Regions from separate parts of the Homo sapiens genome. Here regions 1, 2 and 3 are each linked to region 4. A link is a contact called in ENCODE Hi-C or POLR2A ChIA-PET data. All regions are on one chromosome and are shown on one strand. The core of a region is the stretch at or near the end of the contact, and the rest is flanking DNA. Distances in the headings are between cores, read along the strand shown.

Region 1 (4,486 bases), core at 1,723-4,222, 1.3 Mb after region 4:
ATTGAGCACTATGCTAAATGATGAATAAATTTAAAAAACGGCCGGGTACAGTGGCTCACGCTTGTAATCCCAGCACTTTGGGAGACTGAGGCTGGTGAATCACTTGAGGACAGGAGTTGGAGACCAGCCTGGACAACATAGTGAAACCCTGTCTCTACTAATAAATAAAATAAATAAATAAATAAATAAAAGATCTGGTCTTCTTCAAGTTCAGAAAAGGGAAGGGCAGATAGCGATCCCAGGAGGATGTGATAAACACTCAGTCCACAATAAAATGTGATGAGCCACATGAGAATTATCTCTCAAGGGCTATCAGAACACAGAACAATTATTGATAGCCTGCAAATCAGACAAGACAGTTCCAAGGATATAACAGTTTGAGCTAGTCTAGGACACCAACTTAAAGTCTGTTGTGGTAATCCAGATGTGAGATATGGACTAGGATAACGGCAGTGGAAACTGAGACAGGACATTTTGAGAACTATATCATCACGTATGTCTCTGCTGATAAAGAAATAGATCCTAAAGCATTTTCTCCCATAACTATTTTACTAACTCTATATTGATACCCAAATGCTTTATTGAATTTTTCAGCTGTGTTTCAAGGTCATGGAAAAAGACACAATCACAAAATAATTTTCCAGTGACCACATTCTATAAATTAAAACCAGCTGCAGTTTTAAAATGATGACAATTTCCTCTAGCTGGAAATTGTCATCAATTTCCCTAGTGAAAAAATTCACTGATTTAATCAACATTTATTGAGCACTGTGCTAAACGATGAATAAATAAAAATAAGGGCCATGCGCAGTGGCTCATGCCTGTAATCCCAGCACTTTGGGAGACTGCGGCGGGCAGATCATTTTTTCCCCCTGCATTTAGGTTTCTAAATCAGATGTCTCTGTTATCTCAAGTCACAAGAGTGTTGACTTTCTTTGCTTGCATTAGGTAACATATTTGAATGGCTATGTTGTGTGTCATTAAGTACAAGGAGCCCAATAATGCGGGACAAGCTCTCCAACTGCAGCCATAGAAGAGCAATATTGTAAGCTCGTTTTCATAAAACACCAGCAAGAAGAAAAATCCTTTCCATTTTGAGCATTCAGATTATATTTTCTCTCAAGGATTAAAACATTTCACATGGCAATACACTTATTTATTAAATTCAATCTTTATCTCTGTAATGCTCAGGAATGGAACACCTTGAGGAAACTGTAGTTCATGTTAAGCAAAAAATTAGATACAAAGATAGTTCTTTGATCAAATGTGCTGAAAGATTTACCCAAAGTGGAGGAGACCGCTTTATTTTTAAAAAGAGAAGCAGAACAGTGGAAATAAAATGAAATATATACATTACATATCTCTGTTTTCACACATGCACACAAATACTTAAATCTCTGTATAACAGCAGTTTGAATCGTCTGGAAAAGTTACTTCTAGGAAGAGTAACTTCTGTCACTTTAAGTACTACAGCAGAAAATGGAAGTTAATAGTGAGATAAGACTGGCTGTAAACTGCTCCAATGAGGTCCTGGGAATCTTGCTCAGAGGCAAAATTTGGGGCTGGACTAAAACGTCTGTTGGGAAGTGAAAGGAAGAAAAGGGCAAAGTTAAGCAAGAGAGTCCTTTAAAAAGAAGGCAAACTTGAGTAAATCTACTTTCAATTTTAAAGTAAAAGAATAGCTGAATAGGACTCTAATAACAAAAATATAGTAAGATTGAATTAGATACTGCTGGATGTAAGACATTTAGCAACTTCCAATTCCTGAGAATGTTTCAGAAATCTTTTTTTAAATAGATTTTTAAATAAAGTAATCAAGGTTTTACACAATCTTACCTGCCTTATGTTTAATATAAATTATCTTAATATTTTCATTTCTTAACTTTAAATCCGAGGACATCCATTAAGAGTGATGATTTTGTATCAAAAGTAGGGGCTAATTTATGTTTATTTTTCTTTCTATTCTTGAAAACTGCCCTCTTGGCTGGGCGCGGTGTCTCACGCCTGTAATCCCAACGATTTGGAGGGCCGAGGCGGGCGGATCTCTTGAGGTCAGGAGACCAGCCTGGGTAACACAGCAAGAGACCTCGTCTCTACAAAAACTAACTTAAAAGTTAGTGGGGCGTGGTGGCACACGCCTGTAGTCCCAGCTGCTTGGGAGGCTGACGCAGGATAATCACTTGAGCCCAGCAGCTCCAGGCTGCAGTGAGCTATGATCGTGTCACTGCACTTCAGCCTGGATGACAGAGTAAAACCTTTTCTAGAGAGAAAGAAGAAAGAGAGAAAGGGGAAAAGAAAGAAAAAGAGAGAAGAAAGAAAACTGCCCTCTTGATTGTAGTCCCTCTGATTGTTTCAATATATTTAAGTACTTTTGGGATAAAATGTTGACATAAGGAGAATCATGTGGCTTCTGTGACAATGCCTGTCAGCTTCTCAGGCCTTTCTCTCACATAAGACATCGAAAATTTATGCACAGTGTATTTTCCCTCTAGATCCTTATGCTGCTGACTCCCACTCCCGCCCCACTCACCCGACACGGTCATACTTTGTTTTGGAGCAAAACAAATGTTAACATTGTGTTTCCAGACACCTGGAAGCCCAGGTTTGGTGATTCTGGACTGCACTCCACTTTGGTGGTAGGGTCACATTCGCGTTTAAAGGCCGACGGGGAGGAAACACCGAGCACCGGGAAAACCCCTGCAGTCACCGGAACGTCGGGCTTGGGACGTGCCGGTTTGGGCGCCGAGCTGCGGTGCCGGCGGCCACCCCGGGGGCAGGCAGCAGGGAGGAGCATGCGGGAGGGCTGTGACATCTCAGGGTGGAAGCAGCTCTCTGCTCTGGACGCCTTACAAGTCCCCCGTTCCAACTATCACCTCTGGCCCATTGTCGCCACCGCCTCCCTCAAGAGTGCACGGCAGTAGAGGAAAAGACAGTACCGTCGGCAACAGCGCGATCAAGTACCGCGTGTAACTGATAGACACGCTCGCGACTCCCGCGGCGCCCCTGCCCCGTGCCCCCGCGCTCACGAAGACGCCCGGAACTCGAGGGTGCGGAGCCAGCCCGACTGTACCCGGCGCTCCCGGCGCCCCTTCGCGGGGCAGAGACAACCCCGACCTCCCGCCGCGGCCACCTCCCGGCGGGCGCGGGCCGAGGAACTACAGCTCCCGGCAGGCCCCGCGCTGGCCGCGCGCCCCCGCCCCCCGCGCGCCCCGGCCCCCCGCCCTCCGGCCCCAGGACGGGACGGGGAGGGAGGGAGGAAGGGGCGCCGGAGGCGGGCGGGATCCTGCGAGGCGCGTGAAGCCTCGCTGGCGCCTCGTCCGGTACTCAGACGCTGGCGGGCGCAGTTTCTCACGACGGGCCGAGCCTGCCACTGTAAGTAGTCGCCTCGGGGAGCGCTGAACAGACACCGAAAAAGTTCGCGCCGCCGCCGCCGCCGCTTTGTTCTCCCGGCCCGTCGGGCTGAGGCGGCGGCGGCCCCTCCCCCATCCCCCAAACCCCCAACCCCCCAACTGCACGCGGCGGCGGCGGCGACAGGACTCGGACCCCGCGCCGGGCTGGGCGGTGTCAGCCGCGCTGGGCGGGAAGTTGGGGGAGCGCGCGGCGGGAGGTGGGCGGCTGAGGGGGAGCGGGGGCGCCGCCGCAGCCGCCAGAGGGGCCAAGTTCCGGCGTCCGCGCGGAGGGCAACTTGGGTTCGCGCTCCGCTGGAGACCACCGCGCCCGGCCCATCGGAGGCGATCCGTTCCCGGGTCTCCCAAACTAGTTCCCGAAGCCAGACCCGCGGCGCTCGCAGTGCCGAATTTTGGACCAGCTTTTTCGTTTCATTTCCTCACTTTGCGTTGTAGTCGTCTCAAAGGGGTGAGTAAATGGTGCTTGGAGAATGTAAGCCCCTCGCCCCAGTATCCCGACTGCGTTTGGATTTGCTAGTTGCAGCATTGTTCCGAGTTGCTCCCTCCTGGGAGGTTTTCCTTAAGCTGAAACACTGAGGAGTGCCACTGTTTCTTTGAGCAGTGAAAATAACCATATACTACTGTATTGCCGGTTGGGTATTTTATTTCAGGTGAACGCAGTCAGAGGCATAGGCCTTGCCGTCTGCAGGCACACATACGATTCAAGCGACAAGTGTGTGCGCGCGACCTGCCGACTTTTCCACACACAGATTGATGGCATGGACGTAACTGTGTCTTCAATCACACCCATCCCCACAGGAAATAAGACTATCGGTGTCATCTTTGATTAGGAAGGATAAGTTACACCCTGAACTGCTGCTTGGTGCGACACAGCTTTTATGAGACATAGCCACAAATGGAACAAGAACTTTTAAATGCCTTAATTTGTATCCTAGAAAATGTTATTTTATTCCTCTGAAACTTTTTTTTTACCCTTCTACTTAATGTCGTCGTTCTTACATTTTTAGCGATTTTCATTTTCCTTAGCTTTGCTGCAGAAGGCGTCCATAAAGTTCCCCCGACTGAGATCTAGGCCAGTT
Region 2 (4,845 bases), core at 1,952-4,451, 1.4 Mb after region 4:
AGACCTCATCATCAGCCCTCTGATATCATTCCTTCCAACTCTCTGAACATCAGCTGCATTGCCAGCCACTGGCTCTGTATAAGCCACTGAAGGAGGGGACTTTGGATCTTCTTGGGGTCCATGGTTAGGAAGTAAGTGACTAGGTTGCATAAGATGAATCTACTCCAATATTCCTGACTCCCTAAGTATTTTTGATTTCTTCATCTGCATTACTTGGCATTACATTTACATTTAGTGTGAGCTGCCACTGAGCTGATATTATAGTAAACCAACTGGGCAAACTGGCTTAGCGCTCCCACTGCTAGAGGCAGTACATCAACTTTCTTTCTTTTTTTTTTTTTTTTCTTGCTCTGTTGCCAGGCTGGAGTGCAGTGGCACGATCTTGGCTCATTGCAACCCCGACTCCCTGGTTCAAGCGATTCTCCTGCCTCAGCCTCCCAAGTAGCTGGGATTACAGGCACATGCCACCACGCCCAGCTAATTTTTGTATTTTTAGTAGAGACGTGGTTTCACCATGTTGGCCAGGATGGTCTCAATCTCCTGACCTCATGATCCGCCCACCTCGGCCTCCCAAAGTGCTGGGATTACAAGCATGAGCCACCGCGCTCAGCCTCAACTTTCAGCTTTCTTCACGTCATCTTTAGACTCATTGCCATGTCTATTTCTTGCTTTCTGTTGCTCTTTTGTTGTGTAAAGCATCACCCCTCCATCAGATCTTGTCCATATCCTCTTGGGGCGCATTAGCATCTGATTCTAGTTCTAGGAGTGAAGGCACAGGTAGAGATAGGATATTTGGAGAATCAGCACCTCCTTGCAGGGTGACTGTTTCATGCTTTTTAATGTAGGCTGTACCAGCCTTATCAGACAATGGTGGGAAGCCTGTGGAGACACAGCAGAATTTAGGAGGGCAGTGGCACTTGGATTCATTCAAATCCACCCAAATTCCCAGGGCTTCTTTCTTTCACAATCAATGCCCTCAGTGTTCACAGAAGAGACCTGATGAGGCTGCAAATGAAAATTTTTGTTGTAATTCTAGGCTGGGCGCGGTGGATCACGCCTGTAATCTCAGTACTTTGGAAGGCCGAGGTGGGGGAATCACTTGAGGTTAGGAGTTCCAAACCAGGCTGGCCAATATGGTGAAACCCCTTCTCTACTAAAAATACAAAAATTAGCTAGGTGCGGTGGCACACGCCTGTAATCCCAGTTACTTGGCAGGCTGAGGCAGGGAAATTGCTTGAGCCCGGGAGCCAGAGGTTGTAGTGAGCCAAGATTGTGCCACTGCACTCCAGCCTCGGCAACACAGCAAGACTCTGTCTCAAAACAATTATATTGTAATTCTGGTGCCTGCAGCACCAAGCTTTGCAGCTGAGAGCCCAGACAGTAGGGAATTGGGCTCCTCAGGGAGTCCAATATGCTCACACTTTACCCATTCCAAGAGGTTCACCCATATCATATCATTCCCCTGGACCTCATCACCAACCCTCTGATATCATTCCTTCCAAATCTTTCCCCAGCAGAGAAGGCAGATTTTTACATCACCCCTGAGGCTCCCTGAAATAGGAGGGTTTTCTGGTACAGTCATAAAAGCGTGTGTCCTCTGATCATGCTTAAGCTTGCCATTTTTCATTCTTTAAGCTCTCTTGGGCAGTTCAGGGGCTCAAAAAGTCAGAAAAACTTGTCCTTGCTACTGCCATTGCTGCTGCCACAGCCATCCCACACCCACAAAGCTGACAAATGGACACACAGCACTGTCAGAGTTTTCTTGTCACCTGGAAATGCCACAAAAAGATGGCTCTGCCTCATGTCTACCTTCTAAACCTCCCGCCAGTGCTTTACATATAGGGGACTTAAGCTATGCCCAGGACCAGAGCTACAAGGAAAGTGTAGATTTTAGTTGTTGATACCCTGCAATGTGGGGTTGTTGGGGGATGGAGAAGGGAGGCTGGAGAGGATGCCTGCCTAGGTGTAATTTTTTTTTTTTTTTTTTGAATTGGAGTCCCACTCTGTCACCCAGGCTGGAGTGTAGTGGCATGATCTCAGCTCACTACAATCTCTGCCTCCCAGGTTCAAGCAATTCTCCCTGCCTCAGCCTCTGGAGTAGCTGGGATTACAGGTGCCTGCCACCACGCCCAGCTAATTTTTGTGTTTTTTAGTAGAGACGGGGTTTTGCCATGTTGGCCAGGCTGGTCCTGAACTCCTGACCTCAGGTGATCCGCCCGTCTCAGCCTCCCAAATTTCTGGGATTACAGGCATGAGCCACCGCGCCGGCCTAGGCATAATATTTAATGTATATTTGAGGTCTGTCTTTGGACCACCTTCCTCTCTTATCCCAGCTAAGATACTGAGAGTACAAACTCCTGGTTATAATTCTAACTCCGCTGCTTACTACCTGTGTTAATCCAAATTCTCTGTGCCTCAATACTCATTAGTCACTGTGCCAATGAACTCTGGAACTCTGTGTGACTCTGGGAGTGTGTCGCAGTCCATCAGGTGAGTAGAATTTCTATAAATCGAGGACTACTGGTGTTGGACTATGGTAGGAAGCTCCCTGGGGTACTGTAGGAAGCAGGTGTCTCTATTTAGCAGCAGGACTGGCCCACAGGTGCTTTTACAGCGGCTGGCAAGTGTCTGCTCATGAATGAATGGATGGGTGGGAGCGGAGTGAAGGAGATTACGCCCCCAGGCCTCTGATCCCCAGGCTTGTAAAGGTGAGGGGGCCGCGGTGTGGCAAGAGGGAAAGAGTGCTTTGGTGTTTACAGGCCCCGACTTGAACTGAATCCTGGCTTTGCCACTTACGAGCGGCAGGACCCCTGGGTGAGTTCATTTACTCAGTTTCCTCTATTGTAGAATGGAGCTGGTAAGATCCATCTTCCCAACCCCACCCCAAATATTTGTGTTGAGAGTAAGTGGAACCCTTGATTCGAGAACCTAGTGCGGCCAGCGGACTAGGCCAGCGGAGAACCCTAGGAGCCCCGGGGGCGGGGGATGGGGGTGCAGGGTCCTGGCCGTGCAGGGGCAGCACGTGGGTGCCAAGCCCGCCTGCCGGTGCCAAGCCCGCCCGCCGGTGCCAAGCCCGCCCGCCAGTGCCTCTCGCGCGCACTCTGGATCCAGCGCCAATTTACCCCAATCCCGTAGCAGACGAGGGCTTGTGCGAGAGGGGGCCGGGCGGCTGCAGGGAAGGCGGAGTCCAAGGGGAAAACGAAACTGAGAACCAGCTCTCCCGAAGCCGCGGGTCTCCGGCCGGCGGCGGCGGCGGCGGCGGCGGCGGCGCAGGTGAGCAGGGCAGGGGGCAGCCGAGGGAGCGCGGGGAGCGGGGGCCGGGGGGCCACGTACGAGGGGCTGCAGGCCCAGCCGGGGCGGGACTCGCCAATCCTGCGTCCCCAGCTCAGGACGCGGACGCTGATCCGAAGCCCCTGGCCCCGGCTGGGTCAGCACTGGGAGAGCAGGCCCAGGTCCGCAGCCCGGGTGTGGGGCCCTCCCCAAATCCAGGGAAAGGATCGTGGAGCGGGGTGGGGACTGAAAGCCATTTCCTTCCCGTGAAGAATTTTTATCAGTGCAAGTAACAAATATTTCCCAGGCAGCAGTTGTGGGGCGGGGTCTAGTGGAAGACGAATAGGCCTAGTGGCTTGACACATGGAAAATACGGAGGCCTGAAATACTCATAGACTGGCTGAACAATCTTTGGCTAAAAATCTCTTCCGTGGAGAGTTGCAGTAGTTTCCCAATTGCCTGGCCGCAGTTCCTGTTCCCACTCCGTATCCTCACCCCTGAACCTCCACCCCCTACCTCTTCTCCACACCTCAGCATCTGGAATGTTCCTTTAAGTAAGAACCAGACTCTCCCCTGCTCCGACCTTCCCCGTAGCTTTCCTGTCTCATCAGAATCCTATAAACATTTATTAAGGCTCACAGGCAAGGCCCCTCGCACCCCCTACTCCGGCCACGCTGGCTTCCTTGCTGTTCCTGGTGCACAGCCAAGCATCCTCCAGCCTCTAGGCCTTTGCACTGCTTGTTTCTTCTTTCTGGAAAGCTTCTTCCCCAGATAACTGCATGGGGAAATCCCTCCCTTATCCTGCACTGCTTCCCATGCCAGCTTATCAGAGCAGCCTTCCTCAAACAACCTGCCTATACAAGAAACCCCGCTCTGCCCTTGCTGTTCCCCCTTCCACTACTTCGGTTGTCAACATAGTAGTTATCACCTGGTGACATTTTCTTTCTTTTCTTTTCTTTTTTTTTTTTTTTGAGACAGATTCTCACTCTGTCGCCAGGCTGGAATGCAGTGGCACGATCTGGGCTCACTGCAACCTCTGCCTCTCAGGTTCAAGCGATTTTCCTTCCTCAGCCTCCCAGGTAGCTGGGACTACAGGTGCCCGCCAGCACAGCCAACTAATTTTTTTATTTTTAGTAGAGACAGGGTTTCACCGTGTTGGCCAGGCTGTATGTAGTCTGCTGGAAAGGAAGTGGAGGCATAGCCAAAATAATTTCTGGGCATTAGTAAGATGGACAAATATTATTTTTTAGTGATTATGATGGAGGTTTCTTCCAGATGAGTGAATAAGATGTAGAATCTGCTCCCCAAAGAGCTCACTAATTAGTTTAAAAAGCAGTCAGGGCTGTGTTGAAGGTTGGGCAAGGTGGAGTGGCAAGCCCATACTAGCTGACCCTCCAGCATCAAAGAAGGCTGTGTTGATCCTGATAGATGAGTGGATATTGGTGGGTACAGAGAGAATGCAGATATTGCACTATAAATGTAGAGAAAAGCAGGTGACAAGTCCTGGATGGGGTATCTGGAGATATTTTGGTACTCACTCATTCATTATTGAGCCTGGTCCCTTACCTGTAGTAA
Region 3 (4,514 bases), core at 1,911-4,410, 1.2 Mb after region 4:
CTAAAACCTTTCACTTTTCCTATCATTTTTTATGTCCACATAAAAGAAGAAAAACAGAATCAAGTATCCATTCCCCTTTGCATCATGAAATATGATGTAGCCTCCCAATAACCAAGGCAAGGTAAAAGAGAATAATCTAGAGGTCATGCCTGTTCACTGGGTCTAACTAATAGGATGCCTGATTTTTCTTTTAATCAGATTGGCTTATTCTCAATGACCATGAAACAGACCCCAGAGGACATGTGGATTGACAATTTTCTGGCCTACAGTGTTATCTCCAGTTACAACCTAAAATCTCTCTGGTCCTCAACCATAACAAGCTACAACTTAAACTCTGGTGCTCTGTGGACACTTGCCCACCTTTCATTTGCCCTCTCTTTTGAGACTATCCCTGATTCCATTGCTATTTATCCACTCATTTAACAAACTCACCATTGCCAGCCTCTGTTCAAATAAGCAAAACAAAAATCCCTGCCTTTGTGGCACTTATATTTCAATGGGAAAGTCAAATAATATAAAACAAACATTTTTGGGGAAACAGGGTCTCACTCTGACGCCCAGGCTGGAGTGCAGTGGCGTGATCATAGCTTGCTGTAGCCTCGAACTCCTGGGCTCAAGCAATCCTCTCAGCTCAGCCTCCTGAGTAGCTGGGACTACAGGTACACACCACCACACCTGGCTTTATTTTATTTTATTTTATTTTATTTATTTATTTTTTTTAGTAGAGACGAGATCTCACTATGTCGCCCAGGCCGATCTTGAACTCCTGGGCTCAAGTGATCCTCCTACCTCAGCCTCCCAAAGTGCTGAGATGACAGGTATAAGCCAACAAGCCCAGACAAAAAGCAAACATATTAAATAGGTAAATTTTACCATATGTTAGAGGGTGATACAGAAATAAGTAGAACAGAGTAAAAAATCTCAAGATTAAAACTTTAAACTGAGGGGAGGGATCAAGCAAGACATCGTTGAAAAATTACAGTTCAGCAAGGAATGGAATAATATTTTTTTAAAAAATAGCCATGCAGGTATGTGGGGAGAAAATATTCCAGGCAGAGAGAACAGCCTGTGCAAAGGTCCTGAGGTAGGATTAAGACTAACATGTTCAAGAAACAGCAAGTAGGCCACTGTGGCTAAGGAAGAGTGAGCAATGGAGGAGACTAGTCAAAGATGAAGTCAGAATGGTGCTCAAGGACAGATCACAGAGGACCAATCAGACCACTGTAAGGGCATTTATTCTGAATGAGATAAGGAATTATTGCAGGGCTTTGAGTAGAGGAGTGACATGACGGGACCTAATTCCTTAAAGAACCGCTCTTCCTGCTGCATGAAGAATAGACTGAAGGGGGCAAGGGTAGAACCAGGAAGCCTTGATAAGAGGCTGTTAAAGTTATCAAGGTAAGAGATAATGGTGGCTTGGACCCAGTGCAGCAGCAATGGGGGTGGTAGAAGGTGATTGGATTCTGGATGTATTTGGAAGATAGACCTGGCCAGGCTACCTTCTGACTGGGTGTGGGATGTGAAATAGAAGAATCAAGAATGACTCCAAGGCCAGGCATGGTGGCTCACACCTATAATCCCAGGACTTTGGGAGGCCGAGGTGGGTGGATCACTTGAGGTCAGAAGTTCGATACCAGCCTCGCCAACATGGCAAAACCCTGTCTCTACGAAGCATACAAAAATTAGCCGGGCTTGGTGGCACACCCCTGTAATCCCAACTACTAGGGAGGCTGAGACAGGAGAATTGCTTGAATCCAGGGAGCGGAGGTTGCAGTGAGCCGTGATTGCACCACTGCACTCCAGCCTGAGCAACAGAGCGAGATTATGTCTCAATAAAAAGAATGACTCCTATGTTTTGGGCTACAGGAAGGTTGGAGCTACTGCCATCCAACAATGTCTGAAGCAGATTTGTGGGGAGGAGACCAGGAGTTCAGTGGGAACTTGCTGAATCTGACCTTCAAGTAGAACTGTTCAGTAGGCCGTTGTACATACAAGTCTAGAAAACATTTGAGAGCTCCAGGAGTTGCCAACATATACATGGTATTTAAAGACTTGAAGCTGGATGAGGTCAACAATGGACTGAGATGGAGAAATGAAGAGGAACAAGAACTGAGTCTTAGAGCCTTTCAAACTTGACAAGTCTGAAGATGAAGAGGAATCAGCAAAAGACACTGGAAAATAGCCACCAGGGTGTTGGAGGAAAATCCCATACAATTCTAATTTCAGTGGGCACACAGGACAGAACATTCTATTCTCGAATCTTCTTTGGTTCCCTGAACCAATGTAAACAAATTCCATACTTCTGAGTGCTTTTTTCTTTATACCTGATGCCCAACCATTTCAAGCCCTCTCCCTGGGTTTCCTGTATAGCTCTGGTAACAGCCAGAGCCACAGCCGCGACATCATGAAAAGCTCAGATGGGCAGCCTCTTTCCTGCTTTGATACATCCCATGTCCAGAGGAAGAACTGTGGATCTAAACAGAACCCACAGATGGTGGCCTACCTAACACTATCAAAACACAGAAAGAATGAATGCTCAAACAAGCTCCCCGTCAGGGTGTTGTGCTGCTTTCAGGAGCCCAGCAGCATGTAGAAGATGATGTGCAGAACTCGAGGAAGAGGATAGATAGACTTGAGGACCCAGAGCATCCTACAACTTGAGACATGTAGCCCACTACCTCTATGAGGATCCTGCCCTATATCCTTGTGGACCATGTGCTGAAGTTGCCCTTAGGAGGAAGCAATGTCTAGGAATTAACTTCTGAGGTTCTGAGAACACAGAAATATCTTCAAAGCTTCATCTTTACAATTGGATTTACATACTGACTCATGTTTGAAATTCTGCCATTATCAGAGTTTAATCACTTGATTTTAAAATGTTTCTAATCAACTCTGCTGTTCCTTATTCTCAGCTCAAAATGGGAACATAGAGTTTGATAGAGAGGAACCGGGAGAAGAGAGAAGGCATGGGATGATGAGGAGGGAGAAAGTCCCCTCCACTTCTGCCTCACCTCCCAGGAAGGAAACTAGTCCATAACAGGGAGGCAGGAAATGTAACCTCCCACCTGGAGTTTCCCCTGTTGACAGATGGGGGAGGAAGTCATGGGGATGAGTCAGAAACTCTTTGAGGGAGGCTTTGCTTGAGAGCTGCCTATGCAAATTGTCTTGGGCTTCCTTTTCTGCCACAGAGGAAACAGACTAAACCTAAAGGCTTTGCTGGTACACAGAAGCCAAAAGGAGATCAAGTGTGACTATTCCGAGGTCAGGTTTCTCGCTCGATGCCTGAAGGAGGTTCAACACCCCCTCCTTCCTCTGCCTACTCCTTCTGGCCTTCTGCCCTCCACCCAATTCTCTGTCTCACCCACAAATCCTACCCAATGCAGAAAAGTACTCCATACTGTGGTTCTTCATTTCTCTTTATTTCATAACCATATTTCTCATCTCTCTTCCCTGGGACTTCCTCAAATGTCCTTCTTTTGAAGGAGAGAGATGAGGAGGAGGCAAGAGGCATACCTAGGGAATTCCCTGGAGTTCAACTGAAACTTGTTGCAGTTCTGTTTCTAAGTCACCATTTCCCTGAGGGCAGCACTTTCAGAACCTACTGGCAACTGAAGTCTAGATCCCCACTCTGAAGCTCAGAGCCTCCCTTTGGCGGGCCTTGGGAAAGGAGGACAGGCACAGACAGCTTACACCCAGCATCTGGCTCCTGGCTGTGAGCTTGGATCTCTCCCTGCATCTGTTCCCTCGGTGCCTAATTCCAGCCCTGTGGGTAGATTTGGTCTTCAATAGCTGTCTGGTGCTTCAAGCTTTGTTTGTCTAGCTAGAAGCTTCAATTCTTGGTTTTTTGTTTTTTTTTTTTACTTCAAATAACCAGGTACTCCATAATACTTGGAGTGTTCATCTGAAAACTCAAAATGAGTCACTTCGATTTGAAACAGAGATACAGGATTAGCATAATAGAGTGAAAAGGCATGAGACTGGGTGCAAATCCCAAAACCTGACTTCTGGCCCAATCTTCATTATTGTATAAACTTGAACAAGTTGCTAAAGCTCTCTGTATCTGAGTTTGCCCCATCTCCTCCAGGATGAAGCAGGGCAGGCCTTGAATGAGGACAGGGGCCCTGAGAGCTGGAGCTGGGAGGTGTAGATGCTCATGGCAGCCAGTAGAGCCAAGAGGCAGAGGGCAAACCAGGTTCTTAGAGAACACAAAAGGCCCAGACCAAGGATACCAAATCTCTCACCACAATCAAGAGTAAAAGCCAGGAGATACACTGTTACATTTTATATAGGGTAGTTGGAGAAGGCCTGTGATAAAGGGACATTTGAGGCAAGTCCTGAAGCCAGAGAAATAGAAGCTGGATCAGTTCTTGAATATTTGTTTAATCACCAAGTATGTATTAAACCTCTGACACACACAAATATCTCCAAGTTGCTGGGAATACAATGATGAAAAACATAGACATAGTCCTTGCCCTCATGAAACCTACAATTTGATCATGAAAACAGGCTGCCCC
Region 4 (4,760 bases), core at 625-3,124:
TCTTTGATACTGAGACTGCTATAAAAAGGACAATGGATGCTAAAGATAACACGTGAAGTAGGTTTGTTAGACCTTTTTTTTGACCCTTGGTATCTTCAGCTTTCTGAAGGCCAGGTAATGTCTGCATTCTGAATATGTTAGGGGACATATGAATCCATAGGACATATTTTAAGCAGAATTGTATCATTGTTTCCCTTGTTGCTATTTTACTTTCCCAAACCATTGCAGAGCTTTTTGCCAATGACATTTTCTCATCCGCAGCCAGCTCTGCCACTCTTTTGCTATTTCTTCTGTCGACTTCCATTTTAATTTAAAAAATAAATTTATAATTTTTTTAGTTCTGTTTTGTCAATGTATACCTGCAGCCGCACACACATTTGATTATAGCTGCATAGTGTGGAAAATCTTGCAATTAGATTCCAAAATGACAGCCGGTGTAATTTACAAAGTACAAAAGTGTTATGTTAAAGCACTCTCAGCAATAAATAAAAATAGCTTTTTTGGAGGAGGAAATAACTTTGGAGAGAACTAGGCTGGAGGAGGAAGCAATCTACACTCTTAGGAAAGGAAGAGCCACATCTAGGAAAGCATCCGAGGGACAAGGACAACAGAAACACAAGAGGCTCTTGATCTCAGGCAGTCCTCCAAGAGGCACCTGACAGAGGGCAGTTAGGTTGCCTTGATTTGCCAGTTTCTGTCCTGAAAGATACACTGGACCTTTATTTCCCAAGGACTACTCATTCAGCATTGTTGAGCACCTAAATTGTGCTGGAGATCGCACAGGAACTGGGCTTGCGAAAATGAAAATTGCACACAGTTCCTGTCTTCAGGCGCTCACAGAGTTTTTAAAACAGAACATCTTAAGAGGGAGTTATAAGGGGCCCTGTTGCAAAAAGAGAGCAGCAACTAAAATCTTGGAAAAGCCCTCAGGACACCACAGAGGAAGCAAGCTGTGATCACAGAACTTTGAAAGGCTTTTGTATCTTTCGACAATAAATGATCAAGTGAAGTAAATACATTGTCCAGAAGAGAAAGAATTGGGATGGAGGATGAGATTTTATATGGAAGGATTAAAACATATTTAACTGGAGCAGGGACTTACAGGGACAGGCAAGTCAGTAAAGGGCCCAGGTTACAAACGAGTTATAACCGATCAGACCGACGAGCGCCCGCGTGCAGCGCCTCCTGCCGACGCGCGCCTCGCAGCCTTCAGTCAATGCTGACAGCTGTTCTCCAACACCCAGCTAGGGGCGGGAGGGTCCGCCCACTTCTACCAGATTTTGCACACAAAACAGTGGAAAGACCATTCTCATGGCTCCAAGCCGTTTTCTCCCTTCATCGCCTGCAATTTTAGGGCTTTTCGGGGGGTATGACTGCAGGGATTTTAGAGGTTTTTTTCCTCATTCTCTTTTTAAGAGGTGATAAAAAGCATTTAAATTAGCGGCAGGGCGGTTAACACCCGCAGCCCTAGCCTCTCCGCACTTCTCGTCGCTCGTCCGTGTTCACTCCACGCCTGGCCTCGGGTAGGAGCCGCATAGCGCCAACGGTTGCGGGTCGCAACTACTCCCAGGCGGCGCGCCTTGCGCGCCGGGCCTCCCAGGACCGCGGCGAGTTCAGAAGGCGCGGGGAGAGAAGTGAGGTCGAGCAGCGGGCGGCTTTTGACGAACGGCCCTCACAGCCAATGGGAAGCCCGGTCGACTTTCCCGCCCCTGCCAATAGGGAGCAGAACCCGGGCCGGGGGGGGCGCTTCCCGCAGGCTGCGGCTGGATTCGATCCTGCGCGACGGCCGCGAAGGCGGGGGCGGAGGCTCGGCCTGCGCGGCTGGGAGCGGCTTAGGGGAGGAGGGAAGACCGGAAGCCACGGTTGCGTCCCCATCCTTAGATTCGCTCCTCCGGGCAGGGAGCGGAGACGGAGGAGGAGGAGGGAGAGGCTGAATGTTGGCTCGGTAATTGAGAGGAGCGGCCGCTCCAGAGCTTCCTCCCGGGGCGCCCCCCTCAGTCCGTCCGCGCTTCTCAGCCGCCAGTCTCCTGGCCGCGCAGTCCCCGCGGACGGCCGGGCCGCGGAGACCCTCGCAGAAGAGGCGCTGCCGGCGGCGAGGACTGGCCGGCGGCATCCGAGGCGCGCGCCCCACCGCCACCCCCACCCGCCTGCCAGCCGGTCCCTCCGGCCGCCGCCATGTCCTCCTCCTCTTCCTCCCCCAGGGAGACGTACGAGGAGGACCGGGAGTACGAGAGCCAGGCCAAGCGTCTCAAGACCGAGGAGGGGGAGATCGACTACTCGGCCGAGGAAGGCGAGAACCGCCGGGAAGCGACGCCCCGGGGCGGGGGCGATGGCGGCGGCGGCGGCCGGAGCTTCTCTCAGCCGGTAACAAAGCGCGGCCCCCCTGTCCGCTGTGCCTGGCTGCTCCCCGGGAAGCAGGGCCTCGGTGCGGGGCCTCCCGCTTGCTTCAGTTAGCCTTTTCCGCTGCGCCGACCCGTTTGGGGAAGCGCCCACTCTTCTCTTTGGGGCTCGTATTCTGGCCTCTACCTGTTTCCCGCATCCCGACTGCGAACCCGGCGCCGTCCTGGCCGCAGGCCCCGCAGCGAGTCCACTGCCGGGCCCTGAACTTGGGGAGGGTCGCGGCGCGGCGGCGGCGGCGGGGAGGCGTCGCTTCCGCTCTGGGGGGTTTCGCGGCTCGGGGAGCTCTTTGTTAGTTTAACTCCTCGGGCTCGGGGCCAGCGTCGGGACCACCGGTTCTCTTCAGTCCCTCTGCCCGCAGCAGCCGCGCGTTGGTCACCATCCCGGGATGGTTGCGTCGGTTCTACCGGGAGCTCTCTCCGCCTCGGTCCTATGGAGACCCGTAATTAAATAACAGATTATGCCTTGGCGTTCACATGCTAGTTCCCTTGAAGGTTTAATTTAAAAAATTTTAAAATTAAACTCTTTATAAGCATGGCGTGCATCCTTTGCTCTACCCAATTTTGTGGATTACTCAGTACACTTTTTACCTCTTCGGTTACAACACTTCAACAGAAGTGTTGGCAGCTGTTGGTACACCCCTACCTTCAAGTAAAACAAATCTTAAAATTACTAAAGTTTTTCATTGGTAATTTATTCCACATTTGCCCCATGAAAGGATGAAGTGAGCTCAGGGTTGCATTAAACACACATTCCTAGAGCCAGGTCTTTCTCTTACCAGAAATGTTAGGGGGAGGCAGAAGGAATGTGATCATTTTGTCCACAGCAAGTAGTTAGCTTCAGTTGGATGGAGACTTTAAGGAAACAAAGCGGAGCAAACGTTATTGCCCTTTTTTGGTGCACTTAAGCGGTTTTAATGACTTAGATGTTATTTAAACATTTAACACATGAATTGTGATTAATTCTGCAAACTTTAACAGAATTACGAAACTGTACACATATATCCTACTATTAGGTTAAAAGGGTTTTTACCTTACCTTTTAAAAATAAGACGCACATTAGAAGCCCTTTATAGCCGTTTGAATTTTTAAATAATAAAAAAAAAGGCTGGTCAGTCACCCAGCGTTGCAGTTTCCAGTTACCAGGATGTGAGAGCAAACTTTGCAACACATTTAAAAAAGGAACTTTTTCTCTCAGTCTTGTTACGGTGTTAGCTATTACTTTAGATTTTTGTGCCGAGCTATTTGAAATATTCAAAATGTAACTTGGAAGTGTGAATAAAGGAAATGGTTTTTTCTTAGGAAGTTTCAGTTCAAAGCCAACTCTGTTGTGGAAATTGGAAACAGGAATATTATAACTGATATTTCGATGTATTCGATCAGTGTACCTCGTTGCTAGAAATCTTGCTTGGGTTTTTGTGCAGCATCATGAAATGTCTTCAGGCATTTTGGAAAGATACTTAAATCAGATTATAAAAATTTGTTTTTGAAAACAGATAAAGCATTAAATCAATAGTATTATTTTGGATGTTGGGAAGAAAATAACATATAATTAATGTATCCAAAGCGAAATGTGTGGAGCGGTGGAAATGGCACTGAGTAGGGCTTGGGGGTGGTCAAGAGTCTAGGCTTAGCATACAATTTTTTTTTTTTTTTGAGAGGATCTCACTCTATGGCCCGGGGCTGGAGTGCAGCAGCTCTGGAGTGCAGCAGCTCGTGATCACGGCTCACTGCAGCCTTGATCTCCCTGTCTCAAGCGATCCTCCTACCTCAGCCTCCCGGGTTGCTGGGACTGGAAGCCTGCATCACCACGCCGGGCCAATTTTTTTTTTCTGTGTTTTGTAGAGAAGGGGTTTCACCATATTGCCAAAGCTAGTCTCTTAACTCCTGGGCTCAAGAGATCCACCTGAGTTGGCCTCCCAAAGTGCTGGGATTACAGCCGTGAGCCACCGCACCTGGTCTTAGCATACAATTTGTGTGAGTCTGAGAAAGTCAGTTTACTACTCTGAGTTCTCTTAGTCTGTAAAATATGAAGGTTGAAACACATGCCTTTTTTAACCGAAGCTATAGTTAAGTGATTAACGTAATGCTAATGCTGCTTTTAAGTTACCCCGGCGGGAACTGATATAAGCAGATTGAGGTATAAATTTTAATTTTTTTGTTTATCTTACTGCTGATATGTTTCCTAGGAAAGGGTGAATTGTTTTCATTTAACAGTAAAACCATCATTGTACTATGAAATCTAATGAAGCCTTGTTTATCTTGTTTTTAAATATTTTTCATGTAATTTTTGGTACTATTTTGAAATCATGGCAACTATGGAAACCTGTACATAATAAAATTCTATTATTAGGATAGACGTTC

The links. Hi-C counts contacts between places; a loop is a spot of excess contacts on that map. ChIA-PET counts read pairs that join two places held with the same protein, here RNA polymerase II (POLR2A). Pooled maps may share reads with other maps.
Region 1: a loop to region 4 is called in a pooled map, with 4 times the contacts of the local background. The contact joins the promoter of PRKD3-DT here to the promoter of HNRNPLL in region 4. A Hi-C loop is called at or near these places in 1 of 37 single-sample maps with no recorded cell type and 9 of 50 pooled maps. POLR2A ChIA-PET finds 5 or more read pairs at or near these places in 1 of 52 experiments (OCI-LY7).
Region 2: a loop to region 4 is called in a pooled map, with 8 times the contacts of the local background. The contact joins the promoter of EIF2AK2 here to the promoter of HNRNPLL in region 4. A Hi-C loop is called at or near these places in 5 of 50 pooled maps.
Region 3: a loop to region 4 is called in a map with no recorded cell type, with 6 times the contacts of the local background. The contact joins the enhancer-like site here to the promoter of HNRNPLL in region 4. A Hi-C loop is called at or near these places in 6 of 37 single-sample maps with no recorded cell type and 5 of 50 pooled maps.

The regions. Positions count from the first base shown.
Region 1 is chr2:37,323,567-37,328,052 of GRCh38, reverse strand. PRKD3-DT (PRKD3 divergent transcript) reads right to left here and starts at 2,972. Exons shown (of 2, transcript NR_183394.1): 1 at 2,531-2,972; 2 at 1,289-1,576. PRKD3 (protein kinase D3) reads left to right here and starts at 3,220. Exons shown (of 19, transcript NM_005813.6): 1 at 3,220-3,372. RefSeq lists a silencer at 2,860-3,489 and an enhancer at 4,130-4,209.
Region 2 is chr2:37,155,336-37,160,180 of GRCh38, reverse strand. EIF2AK2 (eukaryotic translation initiation factor 2 alpha kinase 2) reads left to right here and starts at 3,201. Exons shown (of 17, transcript NM_001135651.3): 1 at 3,201-3,273. RefSeq lists silencers at 2,902-3,091, 3,292-3,411 and an enhancer at 3,142-3,271.
Region 3 is chr2:37,389,222-37,393,735 of GRCh38, reverse strand. No RefSeq gene overlaps it. Among named protein-coding and RNA genes, the nearest start is that of QPCT, 47 kb to the right of the region's middle. RefSeq lists an enhancer at 3,443-3,632. Within about 2 kb of position 3,160, at least 15 of the 41 ENCODE cell types and tissues checked have a DNase peak (open chromatin) inside an H3K27ac peak, as active enhancers do.
Region 4 is chr2:38,600,042-38,604,801 of GRCh38, reverse strand. It overlaps HNRNPLL (heterogeneous nuclear ribonucleoprotein L like), which reads left to right and starts at 1,874. Exons shown (of 13, transcript NM_138394.4): 1 at 1,874-2,364. The coding sequence starts at 2,176. RefSeq lists silencers at 1,695-1,764, 1,985-2,034, 2,055-2,154.